Linked DNA regions of Homo sapiens: regions 2, 3, 4, 5, 6 and 7 are each linked to region 1. The links are chromatin contacts, found by Hi-C or POLR2A ChIA-PET in ENCODE. All regions are on one chromosome and are shown on one strand. Each heading gives the region's core, a stretch centred on a gene start or an enhancer-like site at or near the end of the contact. The rest is flanking DNA. Distances are from core to core; before and after follow the strand shown. Region 1 holds the start of GGPS1 (geranylgeranyl diphosphate synthase 1). Region 2 holds the start of ERO1B (endoplasmic reticulum oxidoreductase 1 beta). Region 3 overlaps GPR137B (G protein-coupled receptor 137B). Region 4 holds the start of GPR137B (G protein-coupled receptor 137B). Region 5 overlaps NID1 (nidogen 1). Region 6 holds the start of LINC02768 (long intergenic non-protein coding RNA 2768). Region 7 overlaps LINC02768 (long intergenic non-protein coding RNA 2768).

What was found. A loop is a pair of places that touch in the nucleus more often than their neighbours do. ChIA-PET counts read pairs that join two places held with the same protein, here RNA polymerase II (POLR2A). Pooled maps may share reads with other maps.
Region 2: a loop to region 1 is called in a map of dorsolateral prefrontal cortex, with 14 times the contacts of the local background. The contact joins the promoter of ERO1B here to the promoter of GGPS1 in region 1. A Hi-C loop is called at or near these places in 4 of 168 maps with a recorded cell type or tissue (CD8-positive, alpha-beta T cell, OCI-LY7, dorsolateral prefrontal cortex and 1 more), 11 of 37 single-sample maps with no recorded cell type and 15 of 50 pooled maps. POLR2A ChIA-PET finds 5 or more read pairs at or near these places in 1 of 52 experiments (activated CD4-positive, alpha-beta T cell).
Region 3: a pooled map shows a loop between it and region 1 (6-fold over the local background). The contact joins the enhancer-like site here to the promoter of GGPS1 in region 1. A Hi-C loop is called at or near these places in 3 of 37 single-sample maps with no recorded cell type and 4 of 50 pooled maps.
Region 4: a pooled map shows a loop between it and region 1 (5-fold over the local background). The contact joins the promoter of GPR137B here to the promoter of GGPS1 in region 1. A Hi-C loop is called at or near these places in 2 of 37 single-sample maps with no recorded cell type and 4 of 50 pooled maps.
Region 5: a loop to region 1 is called in a map of endothelial cell of umbilical vein, with 3 times the contacts of the local background. The contact joins the enhancer-like site here to the promoter of GGPS1 in region 1. A Hi-C loop is called at or near these places in 2 of 168 maps with a recorded cell type or tissue (endothelial cell of umbilical vein and naive thymus-derived CD4-positive, alpha-beta T cell), 3 of 37 single-sample maps with no recorded cell type and 12 of 50 pooled maps. POLR2A ChIA-PET finds 5 or more read pairs at or near these places in 2 of 52 experiments (GM10248 and H1).
Region 6: a pooled map shows a loop between it and region 1 (6-fold over the local background). The contact joins the promoter of LINC02768 here to the promoter of GGPS1 in region 1. A Hi-C loop is called at or near these places in 1 of 37 single-sample maps with no recorded cell type and 7 of 50 pooled maps. POLR2A ChIA-PET finds 5 or more read pairs at or near these places in 1 of 52 experiments (activated naive CD4-positive, alpha-beta T cell).
Region 7: a map with no recorded cell type shows a loop between it and region 1 (7-fold over the local background). The contact joins the enhancer-like site here to the promoter of GGPS1 in region 1. A Hi-C loop is called at or near these places in 4 of 37 single-sample maps with no recorded cell type and 5 of 50 pooled maps.

Annotation. Positions count from the first base shown.
Region 1 is chr1:235,326,627-235,330,264 of GRCh38, forward strand. It overlaps GGPS1 (geranylgeranyl diphosphate synthase 1), which reads left to right and starts at 1,944. Exons shown (of 4, transcript NM_004837.4): 1 at 1,944-2,152. ARID4B (AT-rich interaction domain 4B) reads right to left here and starts at 1,553. Exons shown (of 24, transcript NM_016374.6): 1 at 1,143-1,553; 2 at 288-342. The coding sequence starts at 293. RefSeq lists enhancers at 234-423, 442-967, 1,704-1,763, 2,004-2,093, 2,594-2,743 and silencers at 674-763, 774-1,003, 1,174-1,223.
Region 2 is chr1:236,280,242-236,283,879 of GRCh38, forward strand. ERO1B (endoplasmic reticulum oxidoreductase 1 beta) reads right to left here and starts at 1,717. Exons shown (of 16, transcript NM_019891.4): 1 at 1,441-1,717. The coding sequence starts at 1,542. RefSeq lists an enhancer at 1,112-1,311 and silencers at 1,382-1,431, 1,472-2,061.
Region 3 is chr1:236,158,430-236,162,067 of GRCh38, forward strand. The region is part of intron 1 of GPR137B (G protein-coupled receptor 137B); the gene reads left to right. Among named protein-coding and RNA genes, the nearest start is that of GPR137B, 18 kb to the left of the region's middle. RefSeq lists a silencer at 142-191 and enhancers at 1,157-1,206, 1,307-1,756, 1,847-1,896. Within about 2 kb of position 1,787, at least 5 of the 41 ENCODE cell types and tissues checked have a DNase peak (open chromatin) inside an H3K27ac peak, as active enhancers do.
Region 4 is chr1:236,140,629-236,144,266 of GRCh38, forward strand. GPR137B (G protein-coupled receptor 137B) reads left to right here and starts at 1,911. Exons shown (of 7, transcript NM_003272.4): 1 at 1,911-2,408. The coding sequence starts at 1,995. RefSeq lists silencers at 1,650-1,829, 1,900-2,169 and an enhancer at 2,135-2,638.
Region 5 is chr1:235,997,957-236,001,594 of GRCh38, forward strand. All of the region lies in intron 12 of NID1 (nidogen 1), which reads right to left. Among named protein-coding and RNA genes, the nearest start is that of LINC02768, 27 kb to the left of the region's middle. RefSeq lists enhancers at 1,270-2,469, 1,371-1,420, 1,461-1,530, 3,496-3,638. Within about 2 kb of position 1,580, at least 13 of the 41 ENCODE cell types and tissues checked have a DNase peak (open chromatin) inside an H3K27ac peak, as active enhancers do; they include endothelial cell of umbilical vein, where a contact is called at or near this core.
Region 6 is chr1:235,970,440-235,974,077 of GRCh38, forward strand. It overlaps LINC02768 (long intergenic non-protein coding RNA 2768), which reads right to left and starts at 2,072. Exons shown (of 3, transcript NR_183724.1): 1 at 1,322-2,072. RefSeq lists an enhancer at 1,611-1,660.
Region 7 is chr1:235,953,036-235,956,673 of GRCh38, forward strand. The region is part of intron 2 of LINC02768 (long intergenic non-protein coding RNA 2768); the gene reads right to left. It overlaps LOC105373215 (a long non-coding RNA gene), which reads left to right. Exons shown (of 5, transcript XR_002958490.2): 4 at 1,838-1,997. Among named protein-coding and RNA genes, the nearest start is that of LINC02768, 18 kb to the right of the region's middle. Within about 2 kb of position 1,801, at least 9 of the 41 ENCODE cell types and tissues checked have a DNase peak (open chromatin) inside an H3K27ac peak, as active enhancers do.

The DNA of each region.
Region 1 (3,638 bases), core at 694-3,193:
TACCTTTTAAAACACTTTAATTCATGCCGTTATTCCTCTCATTCCCTACAAAAAGAGATGTTCAATATGGGAGAATCATCTTCAGTTGAGACATCCTATAACTGCCTCCAACTCCACAGCAAAGCCCGCCAGCTGACCCCGGTCTCTCTGGGGAAGGGCTCGGTCACCAAGTCACCAAACACACCTTCCTCTGCAAAACTCGGAAGCCCCACACGACGACCTCGTCGAAACCTCCTACTTCCTGAATTCGATAACCCCAGAGATTCGTTTTCCGCAGGCAATCTTACCTTCATGATGACTCTGGGACCAAGGTATCCTCTAAAACACCAGGTTCAGCTGCACCTGGAGGGGAAACAAAAGACACCCAGTCAACACCACAGGAGCCCCTCTGCACTGGCGGAGGCGGAGGGAAAGAAGCGAGCGACGTCCGAACCCCGAAGAAAGAGCCGCAACCAGGCGCCAGCCCCCGAACCATCACACGCCGACTCGGGGCTCCCTCCGGCCCCGCCATCCCCGCAAACCCAACCACCTACACAGCTCGGCAGCTTCCCGTCCCCATTGTCGAGACCCGACGGAGTTTCCCGTCTACGACAATGACGCCATTTCTGTCAGAGAAGAAACTCACAACAAGCCCGGCGTCCGGCGCAGGGCCGGCCGCTCTCCCCTAGGGCCTCGGCGCCCGGCCGAGCGAATCCGCGCCCCCACGCGCCGCGTCCGAGCGAGAGGCCGGCCGGGGGCCACCGAGGGGCCAGGAGGGCCTGTGGGCCGCGGGCAGGACCGGCCCGCCACAGAGCCCCTGCCCACGTCCCGTTCCGGGCTCAGACCCGACAAGTGGGAGCGAGATCAACATCTGGCCCCGCCGCGGGGACAACGTGAGGGCCGAGGGCCCCGGAGGCGGAACGGCCCCCACCCTGCCCGGGCCCCCGACCGCGGCCGCTAAACCGCTGAGTGTGCGGCCGCCCAGCCAGGGGGCGGCTCGGACACAGCGGCTGCGGGGGGTGGGGGTTCCCGGGAGGCCGAGGCCCCGAATTCGGGCGCCGCAGGGACCACCACCGCGATCTTCCTCTGCTCCTTGGCCGGGCCCAGCGACTCCCAAAAGAACCCCCTTAGGAGACCACGAAAGCCCCAGAAAATATCCCTACCTTCCTCGGAGGCGAGATCTGACCCTGGCACGTCCAGAGTCCCCTCTCTCCTTCTCCCCCCCAAAACCAGCAGGCCCGGGGGAGAGATGGGGAAGAAGGGCGGCGGGTCCAGCGGCTGCTGAGGCAGAGGCTCCGGCTCCTCCTCCTCCCGCGGCGGCGACTGGTACCTTTGTTTGGCGGCCGCTCGGGCTCCCTGGTTGGGGGGAGGGGGACGACGAAAAATCCCCCCCGGACTGGAGGTCCGGGCCCCCAATCGCGCTGCCCTCCAGAGGACGGCGGCGATGGACCCTCTGCAGCTCCCTCCGGGCAAAGGTCCAGGCGGTGGCCGTGGCGGCGGCAAGATGAAGCTCAAGAGTCTCCCTCCGCTTCGGCGACCGAGCTCCTCACTCCGGACTCGACTGACGGGCAAACATCGCTTCCCCCCCACCGACTCTAGGTTCCCCCCCTTTCTCCCCTCCCCTAGATTTTTTTTCCCCCCCTCCCCTACCTCTTTCCCGGATGGCCTCTTAGACGACCTTGGATTGGTTAAAGTTCTTTAGAACCCGCCTATACACTGTTCCTATTGGTCCCTGGATACAAACAACGACGCCATTTTCCCACCAGTTCTATGGAAACAGAAAGTTACGCCTCAAGGCTTTCTGGGAAATAAAGTCCATACTCTGGGGCCAACGCGCAAATCCTCGTCCGCGAGAACTGCAAGGCCCGCAATGCCCTGCGCCTGCGTGGACCGGTGCGGGGGCGGGGGGGAGGTGAAAGGGGCGGGGCAACAAAGCAGTAGGGAGGCGGCAACGACGCCTGCGCAGTGTGACCGGGATGGCGCATTTTCTTGCACCAACTAATGCGGTGTCGCTGGCGGCTGAGGAGGGCGGAGAGTTCTGTGGTGAAATAGTGGGAAGGATTCATGTAGGCATCGGGAAGAGCCTAAGTCCACATTATAAAATAGGAAGTTGATGCGGGGTACAGTTACTCCCGGACCGGCGGCGTGAAAGTCGTGATATCATCGTTGAACTGTGAGCGGCAGTGGCGGCGGCTGGGGGGAACCCGGATGGGAAGAAGGGCGGGGGAGGCTGGGAGGCGGGGCAGAGGAAAGAAAGAAAGGAGAGTGAGGACCCGGATGCTGAACCGGATTGTGTATGAATTTTCCATCCCCTAGCTTTAAGCGAGGAGGGAGAGGAAGGGTTGGCCAAGTGGGGCGGAAGGGAGCATCTGAGCGAGGAGGAAGCAGAAACCTCACCGTTTCTTCCCCTCCGGACTCTGTGCTAGCACTGTATACGTTTGCAGTTCTCTGCCCAGCCGCTGTGGAAAATCGGCCTCGAAGTGATTGAAATTCCCTGTTTATATCAGGCGGCTTCTTTCAGATCCATCGTCTTTCTCCCGGAGTATGAATGGAAGGATTCAGTATGCGCTTCACATTTGTATGTCTCTGGCCATTCTCAAACCAGGCCCTTCCCTTTGAAAAGTCTTTTGCATGGGATGTTCACTTCTTAGACGCAAGGTTGTGTGCCCTGGTTTCATCGTCTAACGCGTTAGAAGGCGCTTTCATTTCTTCATGGGTGTTGAGCGCCGACCACTGGGGTGGCCTCTGCCTTCGTAGACCTGCGCCTGGTGAGACGGACAGATGCTGAACAAAACGATGTGAAATTACCGCAGTGGCAGTGCCCCAGAGGAGAGTTCCACGGTGATAGGAGAATGAGGGAATTTGGCTTCTTTAGGGAGGGAAAGGAAGGGTTTCTGAGCAAGTGAGGATCGAGCTGAGAGCTGAAGGGCTAGCAGGAGTTAACTAAGGAAAGAGAAAAGGAAAAGACATTCCAGACAAAAAGACTAACTTGTCAGAAAGCCCTGTGGCGGAAGGGAGCTTTTCCAATATGAAGAACTGAGCCTGGAGAGATGGGATGAGGGGGAGTGTCGAACCTTTTAGGCTTTGTAAAGGAGTTTTGGTTTTCTCCTAATAGCAATGGGATATCTTCCAAGGAATCTCAATCAAAAGGGAGAGATGGCTCCGATTGGAATGTCATCCCTGGCTGAAGAGTAGAGGAAGCGAAAAAAAGAAGAGTTAAAGAGGCAAATGCAGGGAACCCGACGAGGAGGCTATTGCCGTAGTAGTTCACATGGTGAAAAGAATGGAGCGTTTGTATTAATGATTATGGATTCACTCTTTGAACAAATTTCTGGCAGCTTTTTAGTTTTGAAAGTGAGAAGTTTCAGACTCTCACTGAGGTATTCTGTAGTTTTTTCACTCTAAAAGGAAACTAGTAGAGTTCATGTAACACACACTAATGCCTCTTTACATTTAACTTTAGTATGTGATAGCTGAAATTTCCAGCTGTGATAAATTGGGAAATCCTTTGATTTAAAAGAAAAACAAAGGCGGGTGAGGGTGAGAGTATATGCCACGGTGTGTAGAATCCTTTAGACTCTTAAGAAGACACAAGGCGGCTGGGCGTGGTGGCTCACGCTTGTAATCCCAGCACTTTGGGAGGCCGAGGCGGGCGGATC
Region 2 (3,638 bases), core at 467-2,966, 950 kb after region 1:
AAAAAGAGAAAATGGGAACTCTCATTTCAGAAAAATATCGAATTGTAAATTTCACTCAGAAACACTCAACTAGTGACTAGAAAATAATTTTGCCAAAGACAATTTGGAAAATTTACTTTAGTAAGTCTGCCCAGATTACCACTATCTATTCCATCTCAGTGTTTTCCAAGTGAGGTCCAAGAGGTAGTCAAAAGATAACTTTGCTACAGTTATACTGTACTTGCAATGTTTGTTTAAAATGCTGATATCTGGGCCATATTCCAGATCCAATCAATACATGTGGAGGTAGGGCCAGAGAATCTGCATTTTAACATGTTCCCCAATACCAAAAATTTGCCCCTTTTATTTTTATGGTTCAAACACAGACACAAACGGACTATTCAGGCACTCTGGGATTTAGTGCAGGGCACCATAAAACCATGAAATAAAGTGACTCAATTCAGAAAAACATGTTTTCACGGTTACACTCAGAGTCACCTTCAATTTTTCTTGGATGAGCACTAATTGCTTCAAATGACATCTCCCCTCATCATCAGGCCACCTGAGACCTTCGTTTTATTTTTTTGGCCCTCAGCAGTGCTGCCTCCTTGCAGCAGGTGCAGACAACAAGCAGCAGCACCTGGCAATCAATTCAAATTCTACTGAATAGAAGCAAACACCTCTCTGAAGGCGAAAGGATCTGGTCAGCTAAGCCTCAGATTTCTAGCACACTGAGAACACTTGTAATCATCGCTTCACATCAACAACCAGCCAGCACCTCACGACTGCCAGAGCCAGAGCCTCCATCCACGAGCCACAACGCCCCACTCAGACCCCCCCAGTCTCGTATTGGGACTTACCTGGCGATGCCACTTGGCAGACACAGCTCAGCTGGGTAAAAATAAAGCAATCTTGAGCAAGGGAAGGTGCTCGAGGAAGAGTAAAAGCCCAGAAAGCTCTAGTCCGACAGTTCGAGTGAAGTCTTGCCCCCTCCCAATCCCCTGCGCCTGGCGGGGCCTCGGGGGTCTGCGGAGTGCCCCCAACTCTCAGTCTCCCTCCCTCACTAACTCCTGAAGGGAAGGACGTCACCGTTTCTCTGGGCGCTCGCTCCCTTCGCAAGACAGCCGAGGTGGTTCATGCCCGTCCCATCTCCCGCCACACTCCCAGCCGCTTAACACATCCGAGAGGAAAAAACGAAAACAGCTCAGGGGGACCGTCACCATCTTCCTCTTTTGACTGCCATTACCCGGAGTGTCGCCGTCCCCCCACCCTGCGGGCGGTTCGCAGATGTTTCCCGCACTGGACGGTCAGGTCTCTGCTCCCCGGGTTTTCTGCTCGCCAGAAATCACCTCTTTTCTGGCCCGGCCCTGCCCGGCCCTCCCCGCGTCACAGCCGCGGCCCGTGTGTAGCGGCCGCGGGTGTTCGGCCGGGGGTTCCCGGCCCGCTATCACTCGGGCTTACCTGCGCCTCGACGACGCTCCGCAGGAAGCTCAGGGTGACCAGCAGCTGCACCGCGGCCGCTACCCCCTGCCCAGCGCCTGCCCGGCGGACCCCTTGGCTCATGCTGACCTCTACCCACACCGCGGCCAGCCGGACCCCTCGGGGCCGGGGAACGACGGGCGGCCCAGGCGACGACCCAAGGGGACGGTTCCCAGCGGCCGAGCGACTCCAGGGTCAGAGGTCTGCACTCCAGTCCGGAGGCAGGCGACTCTTTCCCCAACACCCGGCAGCTGCGAGTGAGGCAGGAAAGGCGAGCGCCCCCACTTCATCCCCCAGGCGGCCCCGCCCCCGGCTCGCTTGGCTCCTCGGCCACGCCCCCAAGCGCGGGGCCTTGTGGGAGTTGTGGTCCTGGGCGGTCGCCTAGGCGCCGCGGCAGGAAGGCGGAGCCGCTGAACGAGAGGACTCGGGAACTACAACTGCGAAGGCCGCCCCGCCTCCCCGAGGCCTCGGGCTCCGCGGCGGCCAATGAGGCGGGACCACGCGGGCCTCCAAAACACCGGGGGGTGCGGGCGGGGGAAGCGGGGCGACCTCTTCTCCGGGAAACCAGGCTGAGGACCTCTCTGCGTCGGTCCCTGCTGTCGCTCCTGGAGTCCTCGCAGACGCCAGGCTCTAGGATTCACCCAGTACGCGGGCGAGTTAGGAACGGACGGTGCGGGATCTTTGACTTTCGGTCTGAAGCGTATTCTTTGTCTCATTCATTTTTCTGTAGCCTCACATCTGCTGTGGGTGCCTATGTAAGCTACCTGTGACTTGTAGAGATGGCTTCGGCTCTTTTTTAATTTCATGCACCCTAGATGTGGATGTCATCTCCTGCCCCGCCCCAGCCCGACTCCTAGGTTGACACGTGCGAGTATAACGCATGCTAAAGAATGAAGACAAACCCAAAGGCTTATGATGAAATATGGGGATGGGGTAAAACAAAAAAAAACTTAGAGTGACATAGATTGGGCGCAGATCCCAACTCTAAAACATTCTAGCTAGTTATTGGGCCTTAATTCCCACCTCATATCTTGTTCTAGGGCTACATAAGATTAGATACAGAAAGAGCTGAGTATAGTGCCTAGCACCTAGGAAGCACTCAATAAATGGTAACTGCTATTAGTTTTATTAATGCCTTTGATTTCTACAAAACGAGTAATACATCTCCCTTGTGTTTATGTAGCGTGTATTAGTTTCTCATTGATGCTGTAAGAAACTATCACACATTTAGTTGCATACAACAAAAGAAATTCATTACCTTATAGTACTGGAGATCAGGTGTCCAAAATGGACCTGTAGGGCTGTGTTCCTTTTGGAGGCTCTCAGGGACAATGTGTTTCCTTACCTTTTCCAGCTTCCAGAGGCCACCTGCATTCCTTACCTCATGACTTCACATCTCCTTCACTCTCTCTGCTTCCCTCGTCACATGCCTTCTCTTGTGACCCTAACTCTTCTGTCTCTCTTGTATAAGGACCCTTGTGATTACATTGGTTACAGACCATCCTATCTCAAAATCCTCAACTTGATCACATCTGCACAGTCCCTTTTGCCATATAGGATAACATATTCACAGGTTCCAGAGATTAGGATGAGGATTTATAAATAGAGGGTCATTAATCAGCCTACCACATAGTGGTTTATACCTTTCAGAACCAGCAGAGCATTAAACCAAATGCAGGGTCCTGGGGTGGCTGACTGCATAGGTCACATGCCCATGAAGCCAGTCCTGCCTGTCCTTTTCCCCTCCAGCAACTCTTTCCCTTCTGCCTCCAAACTGTCCAGATCTTCCCTAGCTTAAAAGCAAAAAGAAATTGGCTGGGTGTGGTGGCTCACACCTGTAATCCCAGCACTTTGGGAGGCTGAGGCGAGCAGATCACCTGAGGTCAGGAATTTGAGACCAGCCTGACCAACGTGGAGAAACCCTGTCTCTACTAAAAATACAAAATTAGCCGGGCAAGGTAGCACATGCCTGTAATCTCAGCTACTTGGGAGGCTGAGACAGGAGAATCGCTTGAACTCAGGAGGCGGAGGTTGCGGTGAGCTGAGATCACGCCATTGCACTCCAGCCTGGGCAACAAGAGCGAAACTCTGTCTCAAAAAAAAAAAAAAAAAAATTGTTGCTTGATTTTTCCAGCTACTTTTCCATGTCTCCTTTTCTCTTCCAAACCTATACTTCCTAT
Region 3 (3,638 bases), core at 537-3,036, 830 kb after region 1:
CAAACAAACAAAACATAGCTGGAGCAAACGTGGCAAAGTATTAAGGATGGAGTGCTGGGTGCATGAGTATTTGCTGTTATTTCTTTGTATATACATAAATTATTTTATAATATAAAGTTTCAACCTGCCATGCATTTGTAACATTTTCAGATGAATTTGCATACATACGTTTTGAACCAGCGTGTGTGATAGAGACTGGTTTCTTTAGTCAGGAGTCTGTGCTTGGTGCACTAAGAGTTTCAGTCCCCCTCAGTTACTGCGAGGGTCTCCTCAGGAGTCTCAGCCCACAGGCAGCTAGGATCAGGATGCACCCCCTTTTAAGGATAGGGGGATTATGAAGTGTCCAGAGAGTGGTGGCACAGAAGTGGAGACACTAGGGTGTCCAGATGTGGGTCCTGGCTTAGGGGAGAGGATTTATAAAGTAAAATGGCTGCAGAGATTCTGAATCAAGCGCAGGTTGGAAGCATAGTGCTTTGTTGGTACATCAGAGACACTGCCTCCAGGGACATCAGAGGTGACTTCTGTTGAGTTCTGCTGACTGCACAGGAGACACTGTCATACCCACAAAGAATAGCAGGGGACATTTCTGCCAGAAACACCACTAAGACATTAGTAAAAATGATTGTAACCCAGCTACTCAGGAGGCCGAGATGGGAGGATCACTTGAGTCTAGGAGTTCAAGACCAGCCTGGGCAATGTAGGGAGACATCATCTCTAAAAAATAAGACAAATTAGCCAGGCATTTGGGCTGCACCTGTACATAGTCTCAGCTACTCAGGAAGTTAAGGCAGGAGGATTCCTGGAGCCCAGGAAGATGGAGGCTGCAATGAGCTATGATGGCACCACTGCACTCCAGCCTGGGTGACAGCAAGACCCCGCCTCTTAAAAACAAACAAACAAACAGAAAGATTGTAAGACAGCAAATGTCAACTTGAGTTAGTAGTTGAAAAAATAGGCTTGGCGGGGTGGCTCATGCCTGTAATCCCAGCACTTTGGGAGGCCGAGGCAGGCGGATCACGAGATCAGGAGTTCAAGACCAGCCTGATCAACATTGTGAAACCCCGTCTCTTTTTGTATTTGTAGAAATACAAAAATGAGCCAGGCATGGTGGCGGGTGCTTGTAATCCCAGCTACTCGGGAGGCTGAGGCAGGAGAATCACTTGAACCTGGGAGGCAGAGGTTGCAGGAAAAAAAAAAAGAAAAGAAAAAAAATAGGCAAGCGGGAGTTCAAAGGGTGGGAACAAATCAGTGACGCGTGAACAGACTGATTTATGAGGGCAGGGGGCAGAGTCCAGCAGCTGCTCAAAGGCCTTTATGCTTCTGTCGAAACAAGTACGTCACATGCAGAGCTCTAGGCCTTCCTGTGTCATCCGAAAGGATGGGGTGAAGGCCTGGGTTACCAAGGGGGCACAAGTCGCCCACAGGTCCGGGATGAGGAGGCCTTGGCCCACTGTGGGAGCGGGTGGTGCGGAAAGCCCATGAGGGCTCTCGAACATTCCCCAGCGCCTGACAGCGGCCAGCTGGGGACATCTCCCAGCCGTGGCTCAGCCTTCAACAAGTCAAAAAGCCAGCATCACCCACAGCGTCATCCCCAGATCTATTCTAGGTTCTGAGGTTCTAGGTGGGACTTTCAAAAGCAGAAGAAACGATGCTAAAACCGAAAGGAATTTGCCATTAGGGAGAAATGCTTTATTTTCACCAGATGACAAACTTCAGGGTTTCTGATCAAAGTTGCTGCAATTTCTTCTTTCTCCTTCAGGCCTGATTCTGCTCCCCTCCCCTGTCCTCCCATCCTTCTTGCCACAACGGGGGAAGCCCTGAAAAACCCCGGTGTTTTCATAGGCTGTGTGGAGCCCAAGGAAGGGGAGGGAAAGGAAGTGGGGCTCATTTACCACCATTCAGTTCCTGATCGGGTTCCCCAAGAAGCAGCTGGGACTCTCCAACCCAACCTCACTTCCCCGGGGTCCCTGTCATTAGGCAGATGGCACTCCCATGGCTGTCCCTGCCATGTTCCCTCAGACCCCTCCTTGCTGCCTCAGTTTCTCAGCCCTCCACCCTTCCCTGCCTCCTGCCTCTCCCTGTCTGCCCTTCTCGGGACCCAGGCTCCTTCTGTCTGTCCACAAGCATGCTCAGGTCTCCCCATCTTAAAAACAAGGTCTGGACCCCCTGAATAACCTCTTTCTTGCATTTCACAAACATGCGCTTTTGGAAAGCAGTTTATGCTCTTGAATTGACTCACTGCTCCCACTTCCTCCTGCTGCCATCCAGGGTCTGCCTGTTCCCCCTCCAGCCTCCCCGTCAGTCGAGCCTGCCCTTGGCCAGGCCCTGTGGCAGCTTAAGGTGAAGTGGTCCAGCCTGTCAGCCGCACTGGACACCCTGACTGTCTCCTGCCCGGGGCCTCTCTCCCCTGCAGTCTTTGAGGCCTTGACCACTGAGGGGACTGCTCTTTGACCTCCTCCCTACTCTTAGTTTTTTTTTTGTCTTTTTGTTTTTTTTTAAATAACAGCTTTATTGAGGTATAATTCACATTTTCTGTGCTGTCCCCATCTCGAAGTGTACCACATTCAGAGTTGCGCAGTGACCCCACAGTCCACTGTAGACCTTTTCCATCCCAGAAGGAACCCCGTGCCTCTTAGTGGTCACCCTCCAATTCCCCGCCACGCCCTCCAGGCCCAGGCATCATGAATCTGTGTTGGGCCTCTGATTTGCCTTCATTTTCACCTTCTCTGTCAACCCATGGTCTGCAGCCTTTGCTCTGCTCTGTATCCCAGGGACCTCTCTCACAGCACAGGTCTGCATTTCAGCTGTGCCAATGCTCCCCCGAAGCTCTCCGCACCCTTACCCTGGACAGCGGCCTCTTCCTGGCTGGTCCACACCCCAGCCCGACCTTCTGCTGCCCTCCCCAGCTCCGGGCTCCTGCAGCACCTTCTCTCCTCACCCCCTCCCTCACTGCTCCTAAGTCCACATGCAGGTTCACACCTCCTCATGCTTCCCACGCCTCCATGCACTTTTCACACCTCCACACATCACATCTCCTCACACCTCCACACACACTTCACACCTCCTCACGCCTCCCACTCACACCTTCTCACGCCTCCCACATCTCCACACGCTTTTCACACCTCCTGTTATGGTTTGGCTGCATCCCCATGCAAATCTCAACTTGAATTGTATCTCCCAGAATTTCCAAGTGTTGTGGGAGGGACCCACAGGGAGGTAATTGAATCATGGGGGCTGGTCTTTCCCATGCTATTCTTGTGATGGTGAATAAGTCTCACAAGATCTGATGGGTTTATCAGGGGTTTCTGCTTTTGCTTCCTCCTCATTTTTTTTCTCTTGCCGCCGCCATGTAAGAAATGCCTTTTGCCTCCTGCCATGACTCTGAGGCCTCCCCAGCCATGTGGAATTGTTAAGTCCAATTAAACCTCTTTTTCTTCCTAGTCTCGGGTATGTCTTTATCAGCAGTGTGAAAATGGACTAATACAGTAAATTAGTACCAGGAGTGGGGTGTTGCTGAAAAGATACCCAAAAATGTGAAGCAACTTTGGAACTGGGTAACAGACAGAGATTACAACAGTTGGAGGGCTCAGAAGAAGACAGGAAAATGTGGGAAAGTTTGGAACTTTCTAGAGACTTAT
Region 4 (3,638 bases), core at 661-3,160, 810 kb after region 1:
GAGACTGGTAAACAAGCCTAGTTTCTATCATAAGGACACATAAATAAGTGTGTTGCGGGGGAAACTAACAATCAGGCAAGGATATTAGGGAAGCACACAGGTGAAACACCTAGCCTAATCCTGAGAGTTTGGTGGGTGGAGAGTTCTGGAGAGGCTCTCTGCAGGAAGTTACACCCTCATGGATAGCTAGGAAGGACCAGCTGTTGGAGGAAAGGGCAGAATTTTCTTAGTCTAGGGGAGTCAGGAGGTGTTAACACTGCTTAACACCTTGGAAGAGATAAGGCAGGGAGGTAAGCTAGGGTAGGAGTTTAGACTCTAACCCCAGAACTATGAGGAGCAAGGGAAGGGCATTTAAGCACGGGAGTAAAGTGGCCAGGTGTTCTTTAGAGCGATCATTCCATCATTCCACTTGCGCTGTTCAGAACGGGGATTGAGGGGAACGAGATCAGAGGCGTGGAGCCCAATTCCGTATTTCCTCTTGAAATAGCGATAGGGAGAGAGGGAAAGGATAGAAAAACTGGAAAAGGAGCTCCACGCCAAAGGCACACTTGGCCCCAGTGAACCACCTGGAATACGCTGGGAGCGCTGTAACCACTAAGTAATTCTGAGCAAAAGCTAGGGTGGATTCTGGATATGCCAGGCCGTCTTTTGGAAAAAGAACACACAATTAGGCACGAAGTGGAGTAAGAAAAGAAATCACAATTACTGGAGCCTCGGAAATCCGAGTTTCTTCTGTTTACCAGAACCGCTTGCCCAGCAATGTTTCCAGAGGGCGCCCGGCTTTCCCTCTTTTCCCAGAGCACTCCCCAGCTCTCCCAAGACAAGGGTGGCGTGGTGCCCCGGGGCAAAGACTAAGTCGCTGTACAGCCTCGAGGAGCGAGCTGCTCAGCAAAAGCAAAAGAGAAGGGCTCTCGGGTGGCGGGGACAGACCCTCCTTCGGCATGGGTTGGATCGGACAAGGGGGGCCGTGTGCCGTCAGCTGCCCCACTTCTCTCTGAAGCCCAGTGGGCTCCATCCACTGACCCGCGGCCCGCGCGCCTCCCGGCACCGGCTACATCGCTGGGAGGTGAGGCGCTGGGAGCGCGTGAGGCTCTCCGGGAGAAAACAGCCCAGCTTGCATCCCAGAGGAGGCAGCAGCCGCAGGCACCGTCTATTTCCTCACTCAGTATACAAATTTGACCTCAAAAATACGAACCCTGTCTTTGGCATGTCTGCATTTAGAAATAAACATCATTCCAGACGCCGGCCAGTTCATAGCCACAGAGTCGTAAAGTTTTATTTTTAAAGGGGGGGACGGAAAGGACTTGTAAAGTTTTTTTTTTAAATTTGTTTTTAAATAAAGGAATTAACTTCTGCAAAACAAGCAATCAGCAGCAGAATGCGCGAGGCCACGAGTGCGATCCCCCGAGGCGCGGGGCGCGGCTGGGAAGTTTTGGGGGCGCGCGGCGCGGTGCCGGGACCGGGGAGGAGGCGCGCGGTTCTGGGGGCGCGCAGTGCGGGAGCGCGCGGCCCCGGGGATGGGGAAGGGGCCGGGGACGGGTAGCGCGCGGCCCCTGGGATGGGGAGGGGGCGGGAAGGGGGGAAGAGACGCGGGGCTCTGGGGGCCCGCAGTCTGGGAGCGCGCGGCCCCGGGGATGGGGAGGGGGCCGGGAGGAGGCGTGCGGCTCTGGGGGCGCGCACTGCGGGAGCGCGCGGTGGCGAGGATAGGGCGGGCCGGGGTTCGCGGGGCGAAGGCGCGCGGTGCCCGGGGGAGGGCGGGCCGGGGCGCGCGGGCCGGGGCGGGGGCGCGCGGGCCGGGGCGGGGGCGCGCGGGGCCGGTCGGCGCGCGGGGGCGGCGGGCGCGGCGCTGCCAATCGCAGACAAAGGCCGTCCCAGTGAATCATGTGGTGCCGGGGGAGGAAGTGCGGCTTGTTTTCTTTCCTCCAGTCTCGGGGCTGCAGGCTGAGCGCGATGCGCGGAGACCCCCGCGGGGGCGGCGGCGGCCGTGAGCCCCGATGAGGCCCGAGCGTCCCCGGCCGCGCGGCAGCGCCCCCGGCCCGATGGAGACCCCGCCGTGGGACCCAGCCCGCAACGACTCGCTGCCGCCCACGCTGACCCCGGCCGTGCCCCCCTACGTGAAGCTTGGCCTCACCGTCGTCTACACCGTGTTCTACGCGCTGCTCTTCGTGTTCATCTACGTGCAGCTCTGGCTGGTGCTGCGTTACCGCCACAAGCGGCTCAGCTACCAGAGCGTCTTCCTCTTTCTCTGCCTCTTCTGGGCCTCCCTGCGGACCGTCCTCTTCTCCTTCTACTTCAAAGACTTCGTGGCGGCCAATTCGCTCAGCCCCTTCGTCTTCTGGCTGCTCTACTGCTTCCCTGTGTGCCTGCAGTTTTTCACCCTCACGCTGATGAACTTGTACTTCACGCAGGTGAGTTTCAGAGAGGCTCCTGGAGGCGCTCACCTGGCGGGGTGGTCCCCGCGGGGCGCCCGAGGCAGGGGCGATGGCAGCCGCGGGGGCGGGTCCGGCCCTAGGGCTGAGAGTGTAGGGAGAAGGCGCCGGCTCTGGGGTCGTCCGAACCCTGTCCTGTTTGCGGGCATTTGTCATAGGAAACCCCCTGCCATTCCCAAAAGGGGCAAGGAGAAGGCAGGGGAGGGCTGGAGGCCGCCGCTCACTCGCTGCCCCTGGCTCCGCATCGTGCGGTGGATTCGGGGCGCTTCTCCGTGCGCAGCGCGAAGCAGCAGCGCCTGCACACGCCAGTTAGTACGGATGGAAGGTGTGCCCCCAAGGGAGGCCTGAACTCTAGAATTTGCCCTGCCTCCCCAGGCACCTAACTCCCGGCCTGGAAAGGTCTTCTGCACGTTGGCCTCCAGATTTGGGCCTGACACTGCTGTTTTGAGCGTTGGCAGGGTGAGACCATGTTGGTTTTGATGAGATGTTTTGAACCTCCGGCTTAGGAGCTCTACAGAACTGCGGCTTACTAACTCATTCCACCGGATTGCTAAACAGCAGGCTGGGGTAACACCCAGCTCCGAGCTGCTGCCGCTCATCAGAGTTACTGTCTGAGCTCATCTGAGAGGCCCCAAGAAAAGGCCATAAAAGCTGACTGGGGCTCTTTTACAGCCACACAAAAATCACTTTATGGGGCATATTATTAAATAAGCTAATGGGAGAGTATGTGAATTAACTTGGCTGCTGCTTTACTGCTGATGGTTGACTTAATGAAAGTGCAGTAATTGTTGAGCACTTTGCAAATACTTTGTATAGCGTTGCACAAAGGTTTAATAACGCGGTGCCGCCGTCATCATCGTCATCATCATCTCTGATTCCCATTAGCTTTCCAAGCACTAAGATGTCCATTTTCACTAGGACTCTGCCGAAGGGGAAGGCGTCAACGGTGTCACCTGGTGAGGGTAATTTCAGAACTGTCGGATGGGCAGAAACCCTGTGCAAGCAGGCATCTCATTCCTTTTAAGTGTCTTTTTTTTTTTTTTTGAGAAAAAGTCACTTATTTAAAAAAAGAAAGAGGCCGTATGCGGTGGCGCATGCCTGTCATCCCAGCATTGTGGAGGCGGAGGCGGGAGGATCGCTTGTGTCCCTGAGTTTGAGACCGGCCTGGGCAACATGGCGAAACTTCCTCTCTACAAAATGTACAAAAAT
Region 5 (3,638 bases), core at 330-2,829, 670 kb after region 1:
TAAGCTGTGCCTCCTGCAGCAGTGGAACAGGGATGGCAGTAATAACAGATCTCACAGGACTGTTTGAGGAGTCAGTGGGAGGTGACGAGACAAGGCACACAGAGACATTTCGAGCTCTGCACCCAGATGTTCATTTGCGACTGGATCCTCGCAAAGCAGACACAGTGACATTCCATAAGTGTGTTGCCAGTGAATATTTGAAGTACCTTTGTCTGTGTTGCCAGTTCTCATGTTGGTTTGCTTAACGTGGTTGCTCCCTTGGTGAGAAGCAGTTAGCATGCCAGAAAAGTATTTGTTGAACCCAGCAAGACAAAACCATGCATGCTTTTCTTTTGTCCCAGAGGCTAATTAATATAAAAAACAAAACAAAACATTTGAAGTAGGAAGCACCAAACAAAGATACAAGCAAGCCATCTGGTTAGAATAAAAAATGTCTGGCTGGGCACGTTGGTTCACGCCTGTAATCCCAGCACTTTGGGAGGCCGAGGTGGGTGGATCACCTGAGGTCAGGAGTTTGAGACCAGCCTGGCCAACATGGAGAAACCCCGTCTGTACTAAAAGTACAAAAACTAGCTGGGTGTGGTGGCGGGTGCCTGTAATCCCAGCTACTCGGGAGGCTGAGGCTGGAGAATCATTTGAACCCAGGAGGCAGAGGTTGCAGTGAGCCAAGATTGTGACATTGCACTCCAGCCTGGACGACAAGAGCAAAACTCTGTCTCAAAAAAAAAAAATCTGGTTTTGTTCACTCTTGAATGTAAAACGTGTTTACTTCCACAAAATTTTACGTTGGCATAGGGTTTTAGAGTTTTCATATAAGCTGTTTCCATTCACAGATATGTTTCATTTGATTCTCATTGCAATCCTATGTGATAAGCAACTGCAGTTTTTACACCAAATGAGAAAACTGAAACTCAGAGAAGTTGAGACTCCTTCAGGCCACAGCACTGGTTGGTGGCTCAGAGACTCCTTCAGGCCACAGCACTGGTTGGTGGCTCAGTTCTAACGAGAACCTAGGTCTCTGGGTTTGTGGTCTAGCCCCGCCCTTCTGGTCTGGCATCTGGCGTCCACATTGCCAGTGCTTAGACGGCTCCCTCACATTGAACCTGTTACGACAACAGCGATGTACACACAGTACCTTAGCTCATTCACCAAAATTACCTGTGCATCCAGAGCCCCATTTTCCTACCAATCACATCTGCATGTGGTGGTGCTTTTCCAGTTAGAAAACAAAACTGGTGTCCTGTGTGCTGTCAACCAAACAAAACTTTTCATGCAGTAAGCGTTGTTCCATTTTATGTGGCCGACAGAGTTGTGTTAACAAAGTATTTGGTCAGCATAGAAAATCTCAAGGGCTCTAGAATTTACAGTGGAACTTTGAAGTACTGTATCTTGAACTTGTAAAAAGGAGGGGGAACCTCAACTGTACTCAGGAAATAGAATCTCAAGTGAGTTTATAAAAAGCTGTGATCTCGGTGGACTTTCTGGGCCAGCAGACAGTGGGAGCAGCCCAGGGGCTCTAGGGAGAGTCCCCTGCTGAGTGTCCCTGGCCCCCATGGGAAACTTTCCATTAAAGGCCTGGTGGATGGGGTGGGGGTAGTGGGGATGCTAAAGACGCATTTCCTGAGCTTGTTTCTGGTTGATACATTGATGACTCAGACAAGCGTCTTCTTACTCATCTAGTTCGAGCTGCTAGGGAAGAAAGCATTCAAGACCTGATACTTATCTGAGGAGTGGCAGGAAGTCTGGGGTGACTTTTCTCAAGGTGGGGGGACAAAGAGAATGAGAGGAAAATGAAACAGAGTGTAAACCAAAAATAAAATTCCAAGTCCGCCTACCATCGGAATGGACCCCTCCTCTCAGCCGAGGGCATTCCAAAGTCAACCTATGAAACTACTTCAGGCCATGAGAGGAAGGGGAGGGTTGGCCACGTCTCATTACCATTAACATCAACATGGACCTTAAGACTGAAAGAACAGGCCGGGCCCTGTGGCTCTCGCCTGTAATCCCAGCGCTTTGGGAGGCTGAGGCGGGTGGATCACTTGAGGTCAGGAGTTTGAGACCAGCCTGGCCAATGTGGTGAGACCCCATCTCTACTAAAAATACAAAAATTAGCTGGGCGTGGTGATGGGCGCCTGTAATCCTAGCTATTTGGGAGGCTGAGGCACGAGAATCTCTTGAACCCAGGGAGTGGAGGTTGCAGTGAGCTGAGATTGCGCCACTGCACTCCAGCCTGGGTGACAGAGCGAGACTCTATCTCAATTAAAACAACAACAACAACAACAGCAACAACAAAACCTGGCAGAACAGACTCTTTAAGTCTGATAAGAAACATCTACAATCTGTTCTCTCTGAAGCCGCCTACCTGGAGGCTTCATCTGCATGACTAAACCTTGGTCTCCACAAGCCCTTATCATAACCCAGACATTCCTTTCTATTGGTTCCAGGTTTTTAGATAATAACTCAACCAATTGACAATCAGAAAATCTTTGAATCTGCCTATGACCTGGAAGCTCTCCCTCCTACACTTGGCTCCCAGTTGTCCCACCTTTCTGGACCAAACCAACATACATCTTACCTGTATTGATTGATGTCTTATGTCTCCCTAAGATCTATAAAACCAAGCTGTAGCCTGACCACCTTGGGCATACGACATCAGGACCTCCTGAGGCTGTGTCACAGGCATCTCCTTAACTTGGGCAAAATAAATTGTTAAATTGATTGAGACCTGTCTCAGATACTTTTTGGTTTACAAGAAGGAGAACTAAGAAGAAAGTACATTCTTGACCTTGGATTTGCATTCCATTCCCTTGCTTGATTAAATTGGTTTCTCTGTGTTCATTCAAATAAATGACAATTGTAGCCTCTCATATACTCAATAGAGTGGAGAGAGGGGAGGTGCTCACAGATGTCAAGACTCTCTGGAAAGAGACGACATGCAACCGTGGGAGAACCCATGGGCTACTCAGAATGGAACTTGTTTGGGAAGGTGCTATTTATTCAGCATCTTCCTGCACAGAGTCCACGCCCCACTACAGAGGCAGCTACTCCCAGGGCCTACACGGGTTCTGAGCATGCACCTCTGGGACACACATCTCTGGACAAGGTCACTCAGGTGCAGTGAACAGTCCCTGGTCTCTGCTGGCTTTGAGATTTTTTTTTTTTTTTTTTGGAGACAGAATATCACTGTCGCCCGGCCTGGAGTGAAGTGGTGCAATCTCAGCTTACCGCAACCTCTGCCTCCCGGGTTCAAGCGATTCTCCTGCCTCAGTCTCCCAAGTAGCTGGGATTACAGGCGCCTGCCACTGCGCCCAGCTAATTTTCTGTATTTTTAGTAGAGACGGGGTTTCATGATGTTGGCCAGGCTGGTCTCGAACTCCTGACCTCGTGATTCACCCGCCTCGGCCTCCCAAAGTGCTGGGATTACAGGCTTGAGCCACCACGCCCAGCCTGGCTTTGAGATTTTGCTGGCTTATAGCCCCATCTCATTCACTGCCAAATAGACACTTGTTAGTCCAAGCAAGACTGCCAAATTTCCAAGAAGGAGAATTTACAAGTCAAGGGGGCAATGTCCATCTGACATGGTCTTCATCCTCATGTTCCTAGGGGCCACTAAGAACAACACTACTAATAATAGTGAT
Region 6 (3,638 bases), core at 822-3,321, 640 kb after region 1:
AGGAGATTGAGACCATCCTGGATAACATGGTGAAACCACATCCCTACTACAAATATAAAAAATTAGCTGGGCATGGTGGCACATGCCTGTGGTCGCAGCTGCTCGGGAGGCTGAGGCAGGAGAATTGTTGAACCCGGGAGGCGGAGGTTGCAGTGAGCTGAGATTGCACCACTGCACTCCAGCCTGGGCAACAGAGCGTGACTCTCAAAAAAAAAAAAAAAAAAAAAAAAAGGACACTGATATTAGTATGTGGGTGTTTATTGGTTTATTGTTATTTATCACATCAAAAAACACATAGAAACACCCTAAAAGTTCATCAATAAATGAACTGGTGAGAGTTTATTGTCCATATAATAGAGTATGATACTATTATGTAGTTGATCAAAGTAATGTTCATATGCACATTTATTTAAATGGAAAACAAAAATACGGAAAAGTATCACAGGATCACATTTTTTGTTATATATATATCTTACAAAAATATATGTAAAAGTATTGTGTGTGTGTGTTTACAACATTTCTGGACAAGATTGTAGTGATGAGGCCATTATTGAGTAATGAAATTACTGTTATTTGTTTTTCTTGTGCCTTTATTTTCCAACTTTCTAAATGAAAATGTGCTGAATACAAATAAATAATAATGTAAGATAAAGTAAAAATAAATTTTCATTTAAGGTATTTCTTAAAAAGGGGGGTGAGGAAGGGTATTTAGAGTAAACCAAATCTGGAACTGGACTCTGCTCTGACGGCGTGACCTTTGCCAAGTTACTTCACCTCCTTAACCCTCAGTTTCCTGACTTACTCAATGGGCACAATAAATTCTACTACATAAGGTTATCCTGAGTTAGTTTTCCCATTTCCATCCAGCTAATAAAAGCTTCTTGCTGCACTCTCTCTCCTGAGCCTTCTCCCTTCTCTGATCCCCTTAACAAAGTGGTTCGAAGCAATCATTTAGCATCACCTGTTATTACTACCTGCTTAGTGACTAGACGCCCACTTATTTGCAAAAGCCCTGCATTTTCTGGAATTAGCCTGCTATTCCGTGTTTTCCACTTAGATTCACTCAGAACCTGGTCCATAAGGAGACGTATGCACTTTTGCATACACAGAATACACTCAGGAATACTTCTGTGTTTTCGTACCTCGGTGTAAGATGCTGAGCCCACGGCTGGGGATCTCGTGTGACGAATGTCTGCAAATGTTTGAGTAAGGAGATGACTTGGGGAGGAAAAGGGCTGGGCTATTTGGTGGAAATCTGAATTTAGATGAAGAGGCTTGACCATAATTGGGAAGTTCTTTTGCTAGCAGTTGGGCAACTCACCAATATGAAGAAAGCTCTTGAGTGGGACGATGGGAAGGCCCGAGCATAGCTTCTTTTGGGGAAGTTATCCGGGTAGCCAGGCCTGGGACGCTCCCCGCGCTCCGCCCTCACTTCTCTCTTCCCCCAAAAACAGGCATTGAGAGGCTCTTACTGCCCTCACGTGGCCCCTTCTGGAACTGTCTTTGAGGAGACCCGCCCAGATTTAAACTGAATCACGGGGGCTGGAGAGCACACACGCAGGCTTGCCAGTTAAGCTCATCTGTCCCCACTTAAGCTTCTAGCTACCAGGAAGCCGCTCTTCGAGCCTGTTTTCAAGCCTTTTTGGCCCTTCCGTCTCTTAAGTCCATGTTGTCTGAGCAAAGACCCTTTCTCCGTTGTAAGGAATTCTAAATCCTTTCGGCTGCAGCTTTCAGCAGCGCCTGGCATCCTGGCGGATGAGAAAAAGGGGAAAAACAGCAGCCCAACTTGAGAACCAGAGCTGGGCCGTGACGCTGCTGCGGGGGACTCTGGGTCCCGTCTTCCCCGCTTTCGAGACCTGTGGTCTTCAAATGTGCTCGATAGTACACTCCCTAAAAGAATTTTTGCAAAGTCCTGTTTTTCCCTGTTAAATCAAGTTTAGCTTAAAGCTACTCACATATTTTAAGTTCAGCCTAAAGGTTTCTCTGTGCCTGTAACCTAAAGGGAAGTGTAAATAGTCCCTCTCCCCCTTCACCCTCTCCTCTCCCGCTTTCTGTTTCTGCCTTATCTCTCTGACTCTTCTGCCTCCCTCCTCTGTTTTTAAGGGCCTGCCTGGATAACCCAGGATAATTTGCCTGTTTTAACGTCAGCTACTTAGTCATCTAAATTCCATCTGCAAAGTCCCTTCAGAGCAGTACAAAATTAGAATCTTGAAATCTTTAGAATTCGGCCAGCCACAACAACGATCAGCATTTTGCCAACCTTAGGTATCCAGGAGTTTTTGTTTTTAATTACAGTGATTTTTAAAAAACAGCTTATTTATTTATTTGACAGGGTCTTGCTCTGTGGCCCAGGCTGGAGTGCAGCGGCATGATCATAGCTCACTGTAACCTCAAACTCCCGGGCTCAAGCAATCCTCCTGCCTCAGCCTCCTGAGTAGCTAGGACTACAGGCACTTGCCACTACACCCGGCTAATTTTTAAAAGATTTTGTAGAGATGGGGGTCTCACTATATTGCCCAGGCTGGTCTCAAATTACTGGCCTCAAGTTGTCCTCCTGCCTCAGCCTCCTAAAGTGCTGAGATTACAGATGTGAGCCACTGTGCCCACCCAAAACAGCTTTATTGAGATATAATTCACATGCTATGTAATTCACCCAAAGTGTACCTGCAATGGTTTTGGGTATATTACATTATTAATTTTAAAAATTGTAAAATATGTATATATCATGAAATTTGCCATGTTAATAATTTTTTTTTTTGAGACAGAATCTTGCTCTGTTGCCAGGCTGGAGTGCAATGGCACGATCTCAGCTCACTGCAACCTCCGCCTCCCGGGTTCAAGCGATTCCTCTACCTCAGCCTCCTGAGTAGCTGGGACTACAGGTGCGCACCACCGCACCCGGCTAATTTTTTACATTTTAGTAGAGACGGGGTTTCACCATGTTGGCGAGGATGGTCTTGATCTCCTGACCTTGTGATCCGCCCGTCTTGGCCTCCCAAAGTGCTGGGATTACAGGCGTGAGCCACCGTGCCCAGCCATTAATAATTCTTAAGTGTACAAGTCACTGACATTTATTACATTCGCAATATTGTGCAACCATCACCACTATTTCCAATACTTTTCATTTTCCCAGGTAAGAATTCTGTAGCCATCGAGCAATAACTCTCCATTCCACCTCCCCACAGCCCCCGGTAACCTTTGATCTACTTTCAGTCTCCATGAATTGGTACATTCTAGATACCTCATATAAATGGAAGCGCATATATTGCTTGATAGTTTGTGTCTGGCTTATTTCCCACAGCATAATGTCCTGACGGTTCATCTGTGTTGTAGCATGTATCAGGATTTCATTTGTTAGGCTCAGTGATATTCCATTTTATGTACATAACGTATTTTGTTTATCCATTCATCTGTTGATGGACACTTGGGTTGTTTCCATCTTTTGGCTACAGTGAATGATATTGCAATGGACAGTAACACAGAAGCATCTGTTCCAGCCCTTGTTTTCTATTATTTTGGGTATAGTCCTAGGAGTGGAACTGCTGGATCATATAGTAATTCTATATTCAACTTTTTGAGGAACCACCAAGCTGTCTGTTTTCATTCCCATCAGCAACGGACAACGTTTCCAGATGCTC
Region 7 (3,638 bases), core at 551-3,050, 630 kb after region 1:
TAACTAATGTCCAAAGTTTACATTAGGGCTTCCCCTTGGTGTTACACAGTCTATGGGTTTAGACAAATGTATCATGGCATGTAGCCATCATTGTAGTATCACACAGGATAGTTTCACTGCCCGAGAAATCCCCTCTGCTCCACTAGTCATCCCTTCCCCACCCCACCTTACCCCAAAACCACAGATTTTTTTTTAACTGTCTCTATTGTTTTGCCTTTTCCAGTGTCATAGAGTGGAATTACATAATATGTAGCCTTTCAGATTGGCTTCTTTCACTTAGTAATATGCATGTAAGTTTCTTCCATGTCTTCTCAGAGCTCAATAGCTCATTTCGTCTTAGCCCTGAATAACATGCCGTTGTCTGGGTGTTCCATAGTTTGTTTATCCATTCGCCTGCTTAAAGACATCTTGATTGTCTCCAGGTTTTGGTAATTATGAATAAAGCTGCTATAAACATCTGTGTGCAGTTTTTTGTGTAGTTGTAAGTTTTTAACTCATTTGAGTAAATACCAAGGAGCATGATTGCTGGATCTTATGGCAAGACTGTATTTAGCTTTGCAAGAAATGATCACACTGTGCTCCGAAGTGGCTGCACCACGTTGCATTCCCATCAGCAATGAATGAGAGTTTCTGTGGCTCCCATCCTCACCAGCATGTTCTCAGGGTTCTTGGTTTCTCAGTATGTTTGACATTCTCAGTGTTTTGAATTTGAGCTGTTCTAATAAGTGTGCAGTTGTATCTCACTGTTGACTTAATTCATAATTTCTGAATGACATTTGATGTTAAGCCTCTTTACCTATGCTTACTTGCCATCTGTATATCTTTTTTGGTGAAGTATCTGTTCAGATCTTTTGCTCATTTTCTAATTAGGCCATCTCTTTTCTTATGGTTGAGTATAAGAGTTCTTGGCATATTTTGGACATCAGTCATCAGACATGTGTTTTGCAAATATTTTCTCCTGGCCTGTGGCTTGTCTTGTTCTCACAGGCTGCTATGCATTTGGATGTTTAGGAGGACCAGTGAGGACAACACCGGTGTCTCCCACGGTGTGCTTGTGTGTGTGCAGAGGAATATACTCACTGGAAAGCAGACTGAGATGTGAGGCCACATCTAGGCAATGGGAGAGAGTTTGGAATGGAGGAACATTTGTTTTGGGTGGAAATATGTCAGCTTTCATTGCTTTAGCTCCATCCTTCTATTCATCCAACCAATATTTATGAGGTGCCTGCTATGTACCCAGTATGATTCTAGGTATCAGGAAAGCAAAGATCAGTGAGAAGAGTCCCTACCTTCAAAACACTCACAGGCCAGTTTGGGAGGTGGTCATTTCAATGCAGTGTGAAAATGCCCCAATCTCCAGTGTGGGCAACATAGGGAGACCCTGTCTCTACAAAAGTTAGAAGAAAAAAAAAAAAAAAACAGAGGCATAGTGGCCTGTGTCTGTAGTCCCAGTGACTCAAGGGAATGAGGTTGGAGGATTGTTTGAGCCCAGGAATTCAAGGCTGCAGTAAGCTATGATCATGCCACTGCACTCCAGCCTGGGTAACAGAGCGAGACTCCAACTCAAAAACAAGCACCCCAGTGGAGGGAAGGGTGGGGTGTGGAGGGGACGGGGAAGGTTGTTGGGTAAGGGGCAATAACAGGAGAAGGGAGAAGGAGAATCAGTATGAAGATCTCACCTACTCCATGGTCTCCACTAGGGAGCGTTCCGTCTCCTGCTGAGCCATTTGCACAGGTGCCCAGGAGAATCCCATTACTAGAGGGCAAAGGGCAGGGGGCCCCCCCACACCATGCTCTCACTGTTGCAGCCACAGCTTCCTCTTTGTCACTTTCACAGGCTACCTTCATCCCCAAACAGGAACTGCTGCAAGGCCCGCAGCAGCCATGGGTGAGTGGCTCTGGAGATGGGGTAAGTGGCCTACGCACCCCAGAGGAACAGCTGGCAGCCTAGTCTTCGGGCAGCAGCTCCACTCAGCCCTGGGGAATGACAGATACAGGTGTGTTCCCTCAGGTGCATATGTGCATGTGCTTGTGTGCAACTTCCTCCTCTGCTCTCATTCCTGCAAGGTGCATTCTCAGAAGGCTGTTACTCCACAGTCACTACGGTTGTGAAGCGGAACCAGACAACTTCCCATTTTCGAGGTTCTACAATTGGCAATATGGGAAAATCTTACCCCATTACCACCCAACTCGATTCTTTCAATGCAAGCTTGTCTAACCCATAGCCTGCAGGCCACATGTGACCCAGGATGACTTTGGATGTGGCCCAGTGCAAATTCGTAAACTTTCTTAAAATATTATAAGATTGTTTTGCAATACATCAGTATCGTTAGCGTTAGTGTATTTTATATGTGGCCCAAGACAATTCTTCTTCTGATGTGGCCGAGGGAAGCCAAAAGATTGGATACTCCTGCGTAAGGGGGAAATGCATGTTTATAGTCATATATATATATTTTTTTTTTCTAATTTTTTTTTTGCACCCAGTGCAGTGGCACAATCATAGCTTGCTGCAGACTCAAACTCCTGGGCTCAAGTCATTCTCCCACCTCAGCCTCTGATTAAACCATCCTCTTACCTCAGCCTCCTTAGTAGCTAGGACTACAGGTGTAAGCCACCACGCCTTGCTAATTTTTAGATTTTTTGTAGAGACAGGGTCTCACTATGTTGCCCAGGCTATTCTCAAATTCCTGGGCTCAAATGATCCTCCCACCTCAACCTCCCAAAGTGCTGGGATTACAGGCATGAGCCACCACGTCCAGCTGCTTATAGTAAAATATCCTAATGACTATAGACAATAATGTAAGATGAAAAGTCAAAGTCCTCATTAATCTGACCATGATCACTGTTATCCTCCCTGGAGAGAGTCACTGTTAAGAATTTCTTGGATCGTCTTCCAGGCCTTCCCTAAGTGCAAATACACATAAGTCTTTGTTTGTATAAAAATAGGCCATAAAATATACACAGTTCTGTGACTTCCTTACTCACTTACGTCTGTATCTTGAACATATTTCCAGGTCACTATAGAGAATCCAATCTCTCTTTTGTTTGCAATCAATCTCTCTTCTCTTTTTTAAGACAACCAGTTATGCCAGTGAAGTGCCCTAAACTAGAGATAGCTGGGGCGCTGTCAGCCACCTTAACAGTGAGAAGAAGCAACAGGATGAAGTGGAAACAGCGTCACACAGATGGAGCCTCGAATCCCAGCATGCTAGCCATGTGTCATCTTCATAGTCTTCCTAACGTCTGTGGCCTCAGATGCCACATCAGTAAATGGCACACCATATGTGATTTAGGCTAAGGGCCTGAGTGTAATAGTTGCTTAGGAATTATAGCCCTTCTTAAATAAATGGAGAAACAGTCCATGTTCATGGATTGGAAGCCTCAATGTTATTAAGATGGCAAATCTCCCCAGAGTGACCTGTAGATGCAACACAATCCCTATCAAAATCCCAGCAGGCTTTTCACTCCTTTTTAATAAGGACACCGGTCATATTGTATTAAGGTCCATCCTAATGACCTCATCTTAACTCAGCTACATCTGCAAACACCTTAATCCAAATATGACATTCTGAGGTACTGGGATTAGGGCTTCAAAATATCTTTTTGGGGGAACACAAGTCAACCCATAACAGATAATT